Linked DNA regions of Mus musculus: all the other regions are linked to region 1. A link is a loop called in an ENCODE intact Hi-C map of the cell type or tissue named here. Cell type or tissue: left cerebral cortex. All regions are shown on one strand.

Region 1 (5,000 bases):
TTTTATACTCTTCCTCTAGTTAAACCTGTTAAATGATATTCCTTCCTCAAACTTAAACTGACTTTGTTTAAGGATGAAAGTTTCACACCAAACACAAACGCTAGAGCCTACGCCCTTCTCTCCCCACCCCCTGGGTACCTAACTCTTTGTGGGTGCTGAAGCCTGATGCTGTTATAGCTAAATTCTAAAGAAATCGGCAGGAGAAGGTACCCACTGCCTAGAGTGGGCTATGGTTGGGACCAGGCCTCTAGGGATTCAGGCTAGGTTTTGAAAGCCAGGGGTGACTAAAGAAAAGAGACAGAGATGTGGCTGGAGGTCAGGGCCTGCTGCGGGGAGAGCCTACAGTTGGCAAATGGCTGTAGGGCCTGGATCTGGGGCTGAGGGCCAGTGGTTTTGAGACCTATGGGAACAGATCTACCAGGCTTGGCCACTTGGGTATCGCTCATCTCGGTGGATGTTGACAATCAGAGAACAGAAGATCATTCCGACCCATGTTTCTTTGTTACTCCCGATGTCCCTGCCTCGGTATAGTTCATTCCCCCCAGGTCAGGCCTGTATCCTCAGCTCTAACTCTAGGCTCCTATCCAAGGGAACCACGGCCCCTGCCCAGCTGCAGAACTGACTGCAAGAGACGAGTTGTGGTAATGAAGCTCAGGCAAGCGTGTGCTTCCCAGGCTCAGGGGCTACCCAACCGACCCGCTCTCCCCAGCCTTTCATCAGCGCCCACACTGCGGGGCCGCGACTGCGGCCGCCCAGAGCTGGCAGGCCCAATCTACACGTCAATGGTGCCCTTGGCGGAAGTATAACTACAGTTTAGTAGCCTTTAGCTGATTTGGAGCCAGAGATCCGCCGGCACTGAGCTGCGGGGACAGGGGAGGGGATTGGGGGGGGGGTCGGGTTAGAGAGCAAATAACCCCTTAAGCGCCTTCCCCCTAGGTCACAACTGAAGGAAAAGAAAGCGAAACTTACGAGTTCCCCGCAAGCACCCTGGCGAGCCCGCAGGACGTAAAAACCCCTGCTTTGAGGCCTTGGAGCGGGCCTACAGGTCATAGGGCACCGGGCTGTGGCTGCCTCTGGGGAAAGTGGAGGTGCTGGCCCCTCCCAGAGACTGAGCTCTAGGTTTTAAGCCTTTTTACAGGTCAGTTGAGCTTGGGGGAAAAACCTTGCGGAGCTTTACTTAGAAATTGACCTTTTTTTTTTTTCCTGGGCAGAGTGGGAAGCCAAGTTCCTACACCTATCAGCCAAAGTGCTACTTAAATGTGGAAAGGCATCTCTAGGGGTTACCCAGGGCCTTGAGACTTTGAATTCACTTGTCAGCTCTGGTCTTGTCTCTGGCTTTTCGGGGAAGAGACTCTAGCTTAGACAGGGTCTTCAGGAAGGAGAATTGCACCTCTACAGTTTTGAGTGGAGGCTGGTGTTCTCTTCTCTTGCTTTTCTTCCACCTGTTAGCAAACACTTGGATTTGCCGATGTCTTCTTCCCCATGAGGGATTCACTATGGAAATCGAGGAGGCCTGGACATTTGGGGTGGGGGGGGGGGAAGGAAAGAAGAAAGAAAAGAAGGAAGAAAAACCAAAGAAAAAAGAATCAGATGAACCAGAGGTCTCTGAGGAGATCTGCTGTCGTTGATCCACAATTAGCAGGACAAAGACAGATAAAAATATTTTTTAAAGTGCTAGTGGGAAAACTCAGCCAGAGAAATCCCTCTATATCAGAGTGTCACATTAAAGTCTTTAGTGTTTTTTTTTTTTTAATATCTTACTTTAGAATAATTGCAGTAAGGGAGGAAGGGTCCCGGTGGAGTGAGTAAGCCCCTGGGCGGAGTCAGGAGTGGCCAACTTGGGGAAGGGGTGTCTCCTGCCTTCAGGTTCTTCACCAGCCGGCCATTGCGCCGCCAAAACGCCGGCGTTAGTAACATCAAGTCATAAAGGGTCGCGTCCTTCTTTAATTAAAAAGGAGAATCTTGGGAAAACTGGAGCCGATTTGCACAGGAAGAGTTGGTTCCTAATGTTTTATTTTGATGCATGTACGACACCGCATGGAGAGTCGCAGGAGCTCATGGGTCTGCGGTTTGGCTCACTCCAGAAGGGGTTGTGCATCCCCATCCGAATTCTGTGTTGTTGTCCACGTTGCACCTGGGAAACCTTACAGTCCAAACGCCCGGATGAATAGTCAGTCCGATTCAGCTTCATACAAACCGGAGGAAAATCATTTAACCCCCGGATCTGTCGAGTAACCTCTTCAGGGTACAACTTTTATTTTACACGTAGCAATTAAGAGATCGCAAACCCCAACCGAGCCACCGGAGCCGGCTGGCAGAATCTCCAACCTGGGGGGAGGGGGGAGCGCAAAGCTAATAAAACTCCCAGGGCGCTGCAGCCCGAGGGGGTAACAGCCGTGAGCGGAGGCGATCTCTAGTTGGGCAAAATTCTTGGAGTGACTTTGCTGGTCCTGGTTTGGTGGCTACGGTTCATTGCGAAAGGGATAATGATTTCTAATAAAATCGGACGGGGACGAAAGGCAGATAGTGGCGGTTGTAGTAAGAGTGGGAGGTGGGGTACTAAAAGTTGGTCCCTAGGCGCCGCCGCTGGTACCCTGCGTAGTACAGAGCTTTATCCAAAGCATCTTTGGCTAGCAGGACCCGAAGACAGGCGAAGGGGAAAGAGATGAAATTGGGGATAGGGGACGCTCGAACAGGGAGGGTGCTGGAGCTCTAGGAAGAGTTGTTGGGCTTGCAGGCTGGCATGCAGGCAAGTGCTCTAGGAGCAAGTTAGCGGCTAGAAGAGGCCTTTATACCTGGGTCGGAGCGGCCGGCGGCAGATTGTGGTCCTGGCGAGCAATTGGACTATTGTTGATATGCTAATGAGGCGATTAGGCTGTTCGCGAGGAGCAGGAAAAGGGAAAAGTTTCTACCATTAGAGGGAGATCTCCGAGCGCACACGGGAGCTCTCTAACCCTTCTCTCCTCCTCCCTCCTCGCCCTTCTCCTGGCCCTCCTCCTCCTCTACCTCCACCTCCTCCTCCCCCTTCCTACCCTTCTCCTCCTCCTCGCCCTCCTCTCCTCCTCCCCCCCTCCTCCTCTTTTGCTCACCGCCCGCAGCCCGCACTTTGCGCTAACCCAGAGAGTAGCTCCGCTGGGGTGCGAGGCGCAGAGGGGCAAATCCGATCACGCCGATCCATGAAAATGCTTTGGAAACTGACGGATAATATCAAGTACGAAGACTGCGAGGTAAGCGCGGCGCCGACTCAGTCATCCTTGCGGCCACAGGCTTGGAGATCGACCCTCCCTCTCCTCCTCCTCCTTCTCTCCACGCGAAATGCGAGTGGGACAAACTTAACACCCGCGCAGCTCCCACCCCTCCATGTCGCCCGAATAGCACAGGGGAGACGCTGGAGATAGTGGACATGGATCTCGGTTCTTTCACTTTTGTCTTTCGAAGCTCGTGTTCCACTCTTTCCCCTTTTCTCCTGGTTACTTTTGGTTCTGCCTGAGAGTGGAAGGAAGAGAAGAGCTTGGATTTAAAAAAAAAAAAAAAAAAAAAAAAGCTGGCAACTGGGCACGTGCCTGTGCACTCTGGTGTGTTTGAGCGAGATCCTGGGGGTGCCTACAGTAGCAGGAAGAAAATAAAACCATGTCCCCCCTTTCACTCCCTCCCTGACATTAATACCCCCTTTTTCATTCATTCTTTTCTTTCTCCCTAAAGACGTTCCCTTCTTGCATTTGGAGAAGGGCGCACACACTTCGCCCTGACCTGTAAAGCACGTTCGGCTTGGGAGCCCACACGTCAGCCCTTGGTGTCACTCTTTAGCTGCTATAGTCCTTGAAGTTCTAAGGAGTTTCTCCCGCCGAGCTTCGGGGTGGACACACCCCGTGGTGGTGGTTGGGTGTGGGTGCGTTACCGGCCTCTGGGAGTCGGGGACGGGGGAGGGATCCCCCTTCTACCTGCCAGTGCTTAGCGGCGGGACCCTGAAAATCCTGGGGCGACAGCCGATCGTCTCCAGTTGCCGATAGTCCGCTGGGATCAGAGAGAGGGCCGTCCCTTGGGAACCCATTTTAAAACCCAGAGCCTCAGAGCATAACTTTTGGGACAGTCAGGGAGGCATGAAAAAAGAACCAACGGCTTGTGCGGGGGGTGGGGGAGGGATGGCCTCAGCCTGTTGTGTGTGTGTGGGTTTTTTTTTTTTCATACCCCACTGAAAGGGGCTGATCAGCGAGTGGTGTGACGGAGGGGTGGGAAGCCCGTGATTATCCAAATCTGTAGTAGCCTTGACTTTCGCTGTTCTCTCTTTCTTTCTTTCTTTCTTTCTGTCTGTCTGTCTGTCTGTCTGTCTGTCTGTCTGTCTTTCTTTCTTCCCCCCCCCCCCCTTTCGGCATTTGGAGCTAGGGGTTCCGGCTAAAACGTCTGCTCGCGGGCGCGCAGAGGCAAAAATTCTGACTTCACTCGAAATTAGAAACTGGGTTTACGTGAGGGAAGTGTCACCCGCTCCCTCCCCCTTTTCTTTTAAAATGCTGGGTTTTTTCGCCTTTCTCCTCTCCGTCTTTCCCTTTATCCCTCTCCACTCCCAACCTGGGACACCAGGTGACAGGCATCCCTACCAATATCCCTGCTTCTCTGGGGACTCCTGTGGTGCGCCGAGAGGGGCCCAGGAACCCCATGTAGGACCAGACAGCTTTGTTTTCTAGACTAAGGGTGACTTTTGCCGGCAGGGCTAGGTTCTACTGTGACTCTTTAAGAGCAGTTTTTCCCCCTTAGGGATCTGGGCTCCCTTCTCTAGCTGATGGTTTTTTCACTTTCTTGGAACCCCGAAATCAGTTCGGGGTACAAGCGCCCTGAGTGGAAGCGTTAAGAATCTTAGTGTGGCTCAACACACCAAAGGAAACTCGAGGGTAGGGCGCGAGATGAACTTGAACCCCCCAGAGGGACTCTGAAGGCGCATGAGAGAGGGGTTGGAGAGGGGTGTGATGAGACCGGGATGGGAGAGAAGAAGAAGAAAAAAAAAA
Region 2 (5,000 bases), 910 kb after region 1:
CCTTTCCGGGAGATGCCTGCATACTTGTCGGGTCTCCTTGCTTGACTACAAAGCCTGCACAAACAGCAGCATGGCCCCTGTGTTCCCTGGCAAGCGTCCCACCTCTTGGCTTTGAGCTCTGCTGACATGTAGAGAGGTTTTCCGTGCAGCCATCAGGCCCAAGGCTCACCTTGAGCTCCTCAAGCAGGAAGAGGGCGCGGTTTGAAAGCCCCGCAGCTGGCGTGCCTGGGAGGAAGTAGAGGGAGGAGGGGAGACGACGCTGGTAGATGCGCATCTTGGCCTGGAGTTCAAGGCCACCGCTTTGGCTTCTGGGCTCCCGCTCCTGCCAGCCCGCGCCTCCATCCAGCAGCCCCGAGAAGTCTCAGCCTGCAATGGCAGAGAAAGCCCTCATCTATCTGAGGAAAGAAGCCACGCCGATGGCTCCCTAGTGGATGTAATTGTGCTCATTACTGCCATTTACATTTCATCACCCGATTACCACAAATGCCTCATTACTGCTGAAGAGGGTTTTGCTGGGGAAAGGCTTGCTAACTATTCATTCCTGGGCTCTGGATGTCACCAGACCGGCTGATTGGAAAAGGAGGGTGAGGAGGAACTGAGAAGGGGCGAAGGTGAAAAAGGTCCTCTATCAGATTTGATTAAAGGACGTGATTTAAATCGATATTTAATAAAGTGCCTGCTACGGCGGAACACGGGGAGGTCCCCGTGCAGGCAGAATCGTGATTAGGAGCCCCACACTGCCTGCTACACAGCTCAATTGGGTTTTGTGTCCTGGCCTGGCACCTGTGTCCCTCAGAACTGCGCCTCCAAGGTAATAGGTTTATGAGCCGATGAACAGAGCTGATAGCTTCTAAATGGATTAACTAGGTGTCTGCAGTCTGGCGATGAATGCATCAAGCCAAAAGGGGGAAAAAAACAGTGGGGGTGGGGAGAATTGGTTTGCATAAATGGGAGAGTGATAGGAAGTGTTGACAGATACGGTGCTCCTCAGGAGCCCCACAGGGTAAACACTGGCTCGGTGCCTGCCATTCAAGTGCTGTCTCCATGGGTGAAGATACCAGGCTGCTTAACAAGCCAGGCAAGTGCTGAGGAACAGGCTGATTCTGAAAAAGGCATCGACTGGGTTGGGCTGGCCCACTGGCTACACCGGGGATGTGCCTGGGCAATCATGGTTTGTTTTTTTGTTTTTTGGGTGTTTTTTTTTTTTTTTCCGTGTCTAGTATGGAGCATAAACATGGAATAGAATCGTTTGGCTAACTCTAGTCTTGGAAATATCTCCAAGGTGGTACTATGACTCTGTGGATCCTTACGGGGTTGGGTAACTTTTCGGGAGGTTAGTGTGGGGTGGAGTGTGGGGGTCAGTGTTAAGTGGCTCCATCTACTGTGAATACAGAAGGGGAGAAGGGCGCAGCAGGGACAGTCTTCACACGGTCGTTCTCTCTAGTTTTTCTACACCCTTCAGAGATGCCTATGTGGCTGGACTTGTGTATTTTTGTTTTGTTTTAAATATGAAATTGGAATTATAAATATAGCCATTTACATACATGGTTCTTATATGTAATGTGCTCATGAATACAATATTTTCCCATGTTAAAATTCAACTTATTTTTTCCAAATATTCACCAACGAAAGGATGCTAAAGAGATACAGTACCAATTTCTGGCTACATTGCTTAAGTATCACAATTTATTCCCTTTTTCTAGCATTAACCCACTGTAAAGTAGGACTCTACTAAATGACAAGCTTTCTCTATATATGTACCCAGTTTTAACAAGCTATAGTTTAGGAAATGATGCTATTTTTGAAATGTAAAGTGTGTGTATGTGTGTACTCAGGTGTTTTAAATACTATTTATGAAAAATAAGTGTATGTGTACTTAAAGACACACTTGAAACACCAAAGGCAGTTATTTAACATGAAATATAAATACTGAACGATTCCGTAAATATAGTCAGAACTCACACAATGGCATGCAGTGCTGTGATTGGCCTCACCCTAAACAGCTGATCATGGAGACAATTCTGAGAGACATCAGCCAGCTATCATAGTGGAAACTTGAGTGTACAATGCATAAAATCCTAAGAAAACTCAGTGGAGGATTGATCTGAAAATATATAGTTAGTTTTAAAATCAGAAATAAAACACAGAATTTTAAATGGCTTTATGAACTTAGGAAAATTATAAGCTGAATTGTGGGTTTATGGCAAGATATTGCTAATAATTGTCATATTTCTATTGCTACTACCTCAGTCACTCTCGTGCGTGATTCCTATTTCCCACAAACTATAAAATGCCAGCGGATGCTTAAGACATTCCAGACAACTGTAAATCTGCACACTCCCCATCTGTGTGCAAGATAATAATAGCAGGAGCAAGAGAAACTGGGAAAATGCTTTGTCTTTGGAAACTAGGGTTTAACAAAGCAACATAGAGATACTTAAGAAAGAACTCACTGAGCCACCTGAGTAGAGCTGGTGGCTTGGGAGGCCACATCCTTCAGAAATAGGCTCAGCCAGCTTAGGCATCCTTCCTCTCCTCACCCCACACCCCACCCCCATCCCTGCCAACCAGCCAAGACTGGTTAGTCCAAGAAAAGGCCTGACTCTAAAATACAATCGCTAAAAATAAAACTGAAACTTGGCAAGATGAATACCAGAGAACTGAAAGGAAAAGGAAAACTAAAGAGAGTCACCCTCCACGTGATGTCTGGGGCCATGAGGGACCACAGACGCAGTAGCAAGAGCAGGGACTGTTTCACCTAGTAACATGGTGGCCATCTTAATTTGCATCTGGATATTTTGAAGTTAGAAGAACGATGAAATTACACATTTGTTTTCTGACTTTAATTTTTTATTTGGGAATTTTATAAATCCATGTCATTCATTTCGATCCCCCTCTCCAGTTCCTCTCTCCTCTCCCTTACCATTTTCTACTCCTAAATTTATGTGCTCTTTCTAAAAACCACATTGTCTACTTAGTGCTGCCTCTACATCAATGAATATAGGACCACCTATTAGAATATAAGCAGCCTCTCAGAGGCCTCTTTGTGGAAAGCAAACAGTCCATCCCCAACAGCCATTAGTTGCCTATAGCTCCTGAGGGAGGATGGAGAATTTCTTGAGACCGTCCCCTAACTGTGCTAGGCTCTTTGGCTGGCTTGATCTTGTCCATGTCTTGTGTATGGAGTCATAGCTCTGACTTGTTCCTGTGCTTGACAGTGTTTTAATGCCTGGCGAATGCTGTTTTACTGCACATGTCCATACATGTGAACATTAGTTACTTTTCTACTGCTGTGACAGAACACCAGGATCAAGGAAACTTACAGAAGAAAATATTTCATTGTGCTGACCATCCCAGACTGTCAAGAGTCCATGATGGTGGAGCAAAGGGACAGCTGGGAGCTCAAATCTCAACATCCTAAGCAGGAGGCAGGGAGAGAACTAGAGATTGGCAGGAGAGCCTGTGCCCGACACATCTCCTTCAACAAACAGTTTCACCAGCTGGGGACCAAGTTTTTACACTCACGAACCTATGGGGACATTCCCAGTTTCATCATCCTCTGACTCTTAAAATGTCCCTCCTTCAGGATGGCTCGTGGTATAACTTTAACCAGGTGTAGTAATAGCCCAAGCAGCATTCTTACTGCTTAGCATTGATTTGGCTATTTTGGAACTTTTGTGTTTCCATAACGATTTTGAGATTATCTTTTCTCTTCCTTAATCAAGCCATGACTAGAGGTTTGTTTGTGATTGTGTATGCTGGGGTTGATGCCGGGGTAGTTCGTGCCTTTCAACCATTTCCCAAAGTCAACAGAACACGGTCCTAAAGCCATCCAGGAACTTCTCAATCAAGGTAAAAAGCAACATCCCTCCCCCCCCCCCAAATAAAACTGTCTCCTAAAAGTTATGCTTATGAGAAAAAAAAAAAAAAAAAGAGCAACCATAGAACAATGAAGGCCAATATCATACAATGTTATCTTAAAAGGAGTAAAGATCTTTCAGAAATCACTGCTCACAAAACAGGAAGTCCGTAACAAAATATTTCTGAAAATAAAGACACAAACCCAAGTGTTTCTACAAAGAAAAAAAAAAAAAGAAAAGGAAAGGAAAAACGGAAAAGAAAAAGAAAAAGAAAAAAAAGTTTGAAAATCAATACAAATATAAAAAGTTCAAAAGCAACTTAAACAATAGAAGCTTCTGGGAGGGAGGTGTACCAAGCAAAGAAGGAACAGAATTCTAGATAGAATTGAAAACATAATATCTCTTCAAAAATGAACAGTGAATTAGACTATCTTGCTGGAGTGACCAGACTCAACAGATATGACCCACGAGCTACAGCAGGATGACTGAAGGTGTGACATCTGAAATAAGAACAGGAGAGATAGCAAGCAGCTGAATCATAAGGAAACTAAACTCACGTGTGAGTAGGGAAGTCCCTAAAAGAAGAAAGCAAGCAATTCTTCATAAAGCAGCCAGAAAAGTATCCTTCTGGAAGCTTTAATGAAAAGAAAACGATTTCAAATTATACGTCAAAAGGCCATAAAGCATACCTGAGAAAATGAACCAAGGATCGCAAAAAGCAACGTATGGTCTAGTGAGAGTATTATATTTGTCAAAACCAAGCGAGTCTCTAATCATGTGTAAGATAAAGATAATCATATTGCCTTCCAACTTCATGTACCAATTATATAAGACAACAGTATTAGTTATAAGATATCCAATAAAATATTGTGAATGTAAGATTCTAGATTCATGGATGTTGACTTTTCCATGCATAAAGTTCACAGTTAACATCACACAAATATGTAAACACTGCTGTTCCATTTCCCATCTGCTCTGAATTTGTATCATTTTATTTTGCCTTTCTGTCAATTTTAAATTATCTGTTCTTGCGCATACAAGGATCAAGGTTGAGCCATTCTTAACATAGTTCCCCTTTCTTTATATCTTTCTAGTTCCTCCATGTGTCTACCTGACTCTATTCCTTCCATAGTCACCTCC
Region 3 (5,000 bases), 1.6 Mb after region 1:
TAGAACCCATGTCAGCAGTCTCAATCAAGTCATTACCTTCTGCTTTTATAAGAAAAAGAATGGCCTAGTCGGCCATCACTGAGAAGAGAGGCCCCTTGGTATTACAAACTTTATATGCCCCAGTATAAGGGAATGCCAGAGCCAAGAAGCAGGAGTGGGTGGGTAGGGGAGCAGGGTGGAGGGAGGGTATAGGGAACATTCGGGATGGCATTTGAAATGTATATAAAGGAAATATCTATAAATAAATAAATAAATAAAATTTATATACAACAGAAAAAAAAAGAAAAAGAAATTTTGGTTGCTATGGGGTTCTTTAAAGCGTAGCATTCTATAATTGTCTGATTCTATCATTACTAACTGGGAAGGTGCTTTTCACACCTGGCTATATTCACTGACCTACCAAGTGCCTACGACTGACCTAGTAACTGCCATGAGTACTAAGTCGTTTTATCTTGAAATATTCTGAGTGTTGCTTTCCGTTTTCTTGGGGAAAGTACACAAGGCTATGTAGCAATTTGTCAAAGTCACAAAACAAGAGGAAAGCATTTTATTTATATTAATAAAACAATGAATAACTTAAGGGAGTACAGAAATGTAAAAAGTGATGAGTTTAAGAAATAGCATCCTAGCATCCTGGTATTCAACCATGACATGGTTGTCAATCTTTCAACAAGTCTCCATCCAGGTTAACATAGAGGCCCCATGTAGACAACTTCCTAAAAATAAAAATAAAACAAAACAAAGATTGCTAGGGGCGTTGCTTTGTTGGTATACTCTTTGGAAACATCATCTTCTATGTAGTCCATGCTGGCCTTCAACTCACTTTGTATCCCAGACTGGCTTCAAATCCTGGCATTCCCCCTGCATCAGCTTCCTGAGTGCTAAGATTACAGGACTGTGCTACACAACCTGCTAGTGGTTAGTGTCTTCATCCCCAGACTTCCTACTTTTTCCAGGCTCTCACCCCCCAGCCTCTCAGGTTAAAAGGTGCCCACCAAATGAGATGAAACCAAAGGTGTGGCTTATGACTGTGTTTGTTCTCATGTCTCCGTTTTTACCTTCATCCTGAAAGTCTTGTTCCTCACCTGGTAACCAAAGCACTGGTTGACTTGGTTATGCAAAGTGTATGCATATATTCAAACACTCCCAGCTGTGGGTGAGATTTGACTATAACATTCTGTTTTCTCACTTAAGTATAAAGTGATCTTAAGGCAATCTCGATTTTCCTTTCACTTATTCTTGCAGGCAACACATCTTAAGTATGAAATTTGCCTGTTTGACTTTTCTTCATCTAGGGTGATTAAGTATTCACCATTTTTGAAAGGGACAGGGAGCAATAATGTTTCAAATTCTGCCTGATGCCAATGGATAATATTCATTGCACATTTGGACAGAATGACCAGTGCTCGACCTCAGGCTCTCTGGAGTAAATATGACATTATTCCAAACAAACAATTGGGAAACTGGAGCTTAACATGGCTAAGCCATGGACATTTTGTCATACAAGCACTGAGATTAAACTAGACTAGAAGACATCTACAATTGAGTAAGTATAGTTGTCACAGAAGAATAGAAAGCAAAACAATCATTAAAGCCAGGAACATGGATGAGATACACTTTTCAAATCCTGTCATGACCGTGTGAAGTAAGGACACTATCAGAATGATTAATTAAATTAATCTCTTTTTATGAACTGAATCATTTAGCAAATCAAATAGTTTAAGTTATCCCTATCCTGTTTAAAACACAGCCTATTTCTACGATGCTCTGCACAAGTCTAGGTGAGTAGAGACTCCACATCCTGCCAATACACTAAGACTATTAAAGAAGACACGTTATAACCAGCTTTAATATGCTCGTATGTTTCATGATTTCTGAGTTTCTGAGTAGGATCCCTGACTTGAGCGAGCACTGGGAAAGGGATGATTTCAAATCCAGTGACCGTTTTTCTAGTGTAATTTAATTCGGATTTCAATTTGGAAATCCCCTCTCTCCCTGCCTCAGATTTTTTAAGGGGTTGAGGAGAGTGAAGATTAAGTGAAACCCTGAAGCTGCTTTGGTGCCTTGGCTTTATCAAGGCTTCTGTGTATTAGGCCTAAACAGCATGAATTTCTGAGGAACATGAAGGGGAGGGGAGCTGCCTTCACCGGGGAGGTGTACAGACTTGCCAAGACTGTTGAGTGGCAGTTAGCTTGGCTGTATGACAATAAATTGTGCACACATACTTCCCATCTTGCTCCTGAGCAGGGCAACAGCCCCACTTCAAACAGAACCCTTGCTTAGCCTCACCTGTAGGTTGCCAGAGCCTTCCAGGGTGGGATCTTGGCACCCAGACAAAACTCTGCCTGAAAACTCAATTTAGTGGTTCCAAGTTTTAAAAAGAATGGAAGAAAGAAAGAGAAGAAGAGAAAGTATTTTACCGGGCTTATTTCAAGAAAAAAAAAAAAATCACTGCCAAGTCTCAAATTCCCCATCTCACACTGCCATCTACTGTCAGAGGCCCAGTGTTCTGAGAAAAAGAGATACACCAAGCACATTTGTAGGCCTGGACATTTTTCCTGGACTTTCTTTTTCAAATCTGGTTGACAATTAGGTTTCACTGTTGCTCTGTTTGAGGACAATGCTGCTTTTCTTTCCCCCACTGTGTAGATTCATATACATTGCACAAAGAACGAAAGCACATCTCATGTAGGATCTTCTTACAAAAAAAAAAAAATTCCAAGCATTATAGTTCCCCCTTTGGAAGAACTATAGTCCAAAGATCTAAAGAGAAAACAAAAACAGCTCAAGAGGTCTTACCCGAGAATCCTTATCTTCCTGCTTTAACTGTAGGAAAACAAAAAACAAAGCTGAAGGATGGGGACTCCATCAATGTTGATGTGTTCTGTAAACTCTAACCATGGGATTTTGGCAGCTAACCAGAATTTCAACGAATTAGGTTGGTTGGTTGGTTGGTTGGTTGGTTGGTCAGTTAGTTAGTAAGGACTTCAGAAAATAGTGCAAATTCTACAATAGAATCCCAGAGAGCTGGTCTTTAGCATGGTTCGGTTAACTAGAGAAGGCTTCATGGCTTGGAGGATGTGTTTGGTGATTGCAAAGACTCCAATTTCCTGTTGATTTTTTAACAGGGAAATAATGATTCTTTCCTTTCCCACCTTATAGGTTTAATGGATAGGACTTACACACTCTCTGCATCTTGAAACTTGTATAACTCCCCATACACCCAGTCAAGAAAATAGAGATCTACAAAGGACAGATGTAGAGACCCCCTGCAGTGTTAAGCAAGTGTGTTAGCTTTATTCTTATGACAGCATCATGGTGAACATGAAGAGCCTTCAACCTCTATGCTATAGATACAGGTTTTGAACTTTCAAATACATCTTGGTAAAACAACTGAAAAATGGACTTAGAAATGAAGAAGCTATCAAACACAAAGCTACCACGAATAATAACAAGTGCAACCACGTGCACTGTTTTGGCCTCTGCTTCTGCATGATATCTGGGCCTGTACTCTCCATGGAGTGAACACTTCAAAAGCATTTGGTCAGTGATATTTTGACCGATGGATATCTCGGAAATTTTCTGCAAAACACCAGCCATCTCTACAGTAACATCTCGGTTCTCTCTGGAGAAGTTGCCTTACTTTTCTCCTTTAGATGACAGCCAGGAGGTAGCAAAGAGCTCACCGAAGAGTTGCACAAGATGATTTGAATACAACCCCTCTGGTACATGCAGTAAATTTAAATTTTCAAGGAACAGTTGAACTGCTATCAAATGTGGTTTGGAGGGGGGCATCAAGAATAGAACAATGTGAAGTATTTATATGTTATGAGTTGAAAGACAGAAAGCCTACCCCCTCTAAAAACAATAAGGAAAAACTGTCGAACTTTCCCAGTTATAAACTAAGACTTTGGGCCCACCTAATACAGAGCAAACATCCTTTTAACTTTAAAGAGAATTCTATGTATCAAAGGACAAATAGTTCTAAGTGTGGATATTAACAAACATGCTGGATATTCCAGTAGGAGCCTATGTTGACTTATTTCCACGTTAATTGTTTTTGAGTATTGCAAAACATCTATGCAAATGTATTTATATTCAATAACAATGGAATAGAGTAAGTAGAGAAATGATCTCCTCTGTGTATGAATTCATGACCTTGGCTTGTCATTCATTTGCTTCTTGGTAAAAATATTTAACACTGACTTATTCTTAATTCCTGTTGCCTTCCCTAAAAACTAATGGATTCTGCTCTCCTTAGCACTAGATGGGAGTAAATTCACATGACTAGGTCTACCTGTAAGACACAATAGAGAATAATCATGAGAACTGGAATAGGGCCCCAGCCCTTAGAGAGTTAGACATATCATAGAAGGCATCTAGAACTTGCTGCCCAACCTAGATCAGACCAAATCATGGGCCTTTGTAACTACTGCTACATCAGGATTGATTACGGGAATAGCTGTTTCTTTATATGGAAGACTGTGCATTGGGCAACGTGATGGGGATCAGCTACATCTGTGACCTCTGGCATGAGTGTGAGCTTCAAATCCATGGAAGGCCTGGTTTAGAGTCTAATTTCTGAACTTATTCAGAGTCTCTGACTCACTTAATGTCATAGTTTTGGTTACTATTGCTATGACAAAACATACCATAGTCCATCATTGAAAGAAGTCAGCACAGGCACTCAAACCAGACAGGAATCTTGAGGCAAGAGCTGATGCAGAGGCCATGGAGGGGTGCTGTTTACTTTCTTGCTTCCCCTGGCTTGCTCAGACTGTTTGCCTATAGAACCCAGGACCATTTCCTATAGAGCCCAGGGATGGCACCAGCTACAATGGGTAACCATCAGTTCAGAAAATGCCCCACAGCCCTATTTTATGGAGTCCTTTTCTCACTTGAGGCTTCCTTCTCTCAAATGACTTGAGTTTGTGTCAAGCTAACATAAAGCTATGCACTGTAGTAGGTCTAGGGAGCGGCCTAGGATTTACATTTCTAAA

The links. Hi-C counts contacts between places; a loop is a spot of excess contacts. Peaks named below come from ENCODE experiments on the same cell type or tissue, not always from the same donor. Only the 100,000 strongest peaks of a DNase experiment are listed, where the experiment ranks them.
Region 2: a loop joins it to region 1, with 2.1 times the contacts of the local background. A loop is called at or near these places in 2 of 42 quality-filtered maps.
Region 3: it touches region 1 in a loop (5-fold over the local background); 8 of 42 quality-filtered maps call a loop at or near these places.

The regions. Positions count from the first base shown.
Region 1 is chr13:40,731,897-40,736,896 of GRCm38, reverse strand. Tfap2a (transcription factor AP-2, alpha) reads left to right here and starts at 3,102. Exons shown (of 7, transcript NM_011547.5): 1 at 3,102-3,227. The coding sequence starts at 3,177. It overlaps Gm26688 (predicted gene, 26688), which reads right to left. Exons shown (of 3, transcript NR_125899.1): 2 at 3,117-3,486; 3 at 1,735-2,875. In left cerebral cortex, a CTCF peak has its summit at 2,903; a DNase peak (open chromatin) is centred at 2,795; H3K4me3 peaks cover 330 bases.
Region 2 is chr13:39,819,576-39,824,575 of GRCm38, reverse strand. A230103O09Rik (RIKEN cDNA A230103O09 gene) reads right to left here and starts at 397. Exons shown (of 2, transcript NR_167690.1): 1 at 170-397. In left cerebral cortex, no CTCF peak of the experiment used is centred here; DNase peaks (open chromatin) are centred at 438, 983, 2,394 and 2,531; H3K4me3 peaks cover 878 bases.
Region 3 is chr13:39,181,273-39,186,272 of GRCm38, reverse strand. No RefSeq gene overlaps it. Among named protein-coding and RNA genes, the nearest start is that of 5033403F01Rik, 220 kb to the right of the region's middle. In left cerebral cortex, a CTCF peak has its summit at 2,479 (motif pointing left); DNase peaks (open chromatin) are centred at 2,244 and 2,476.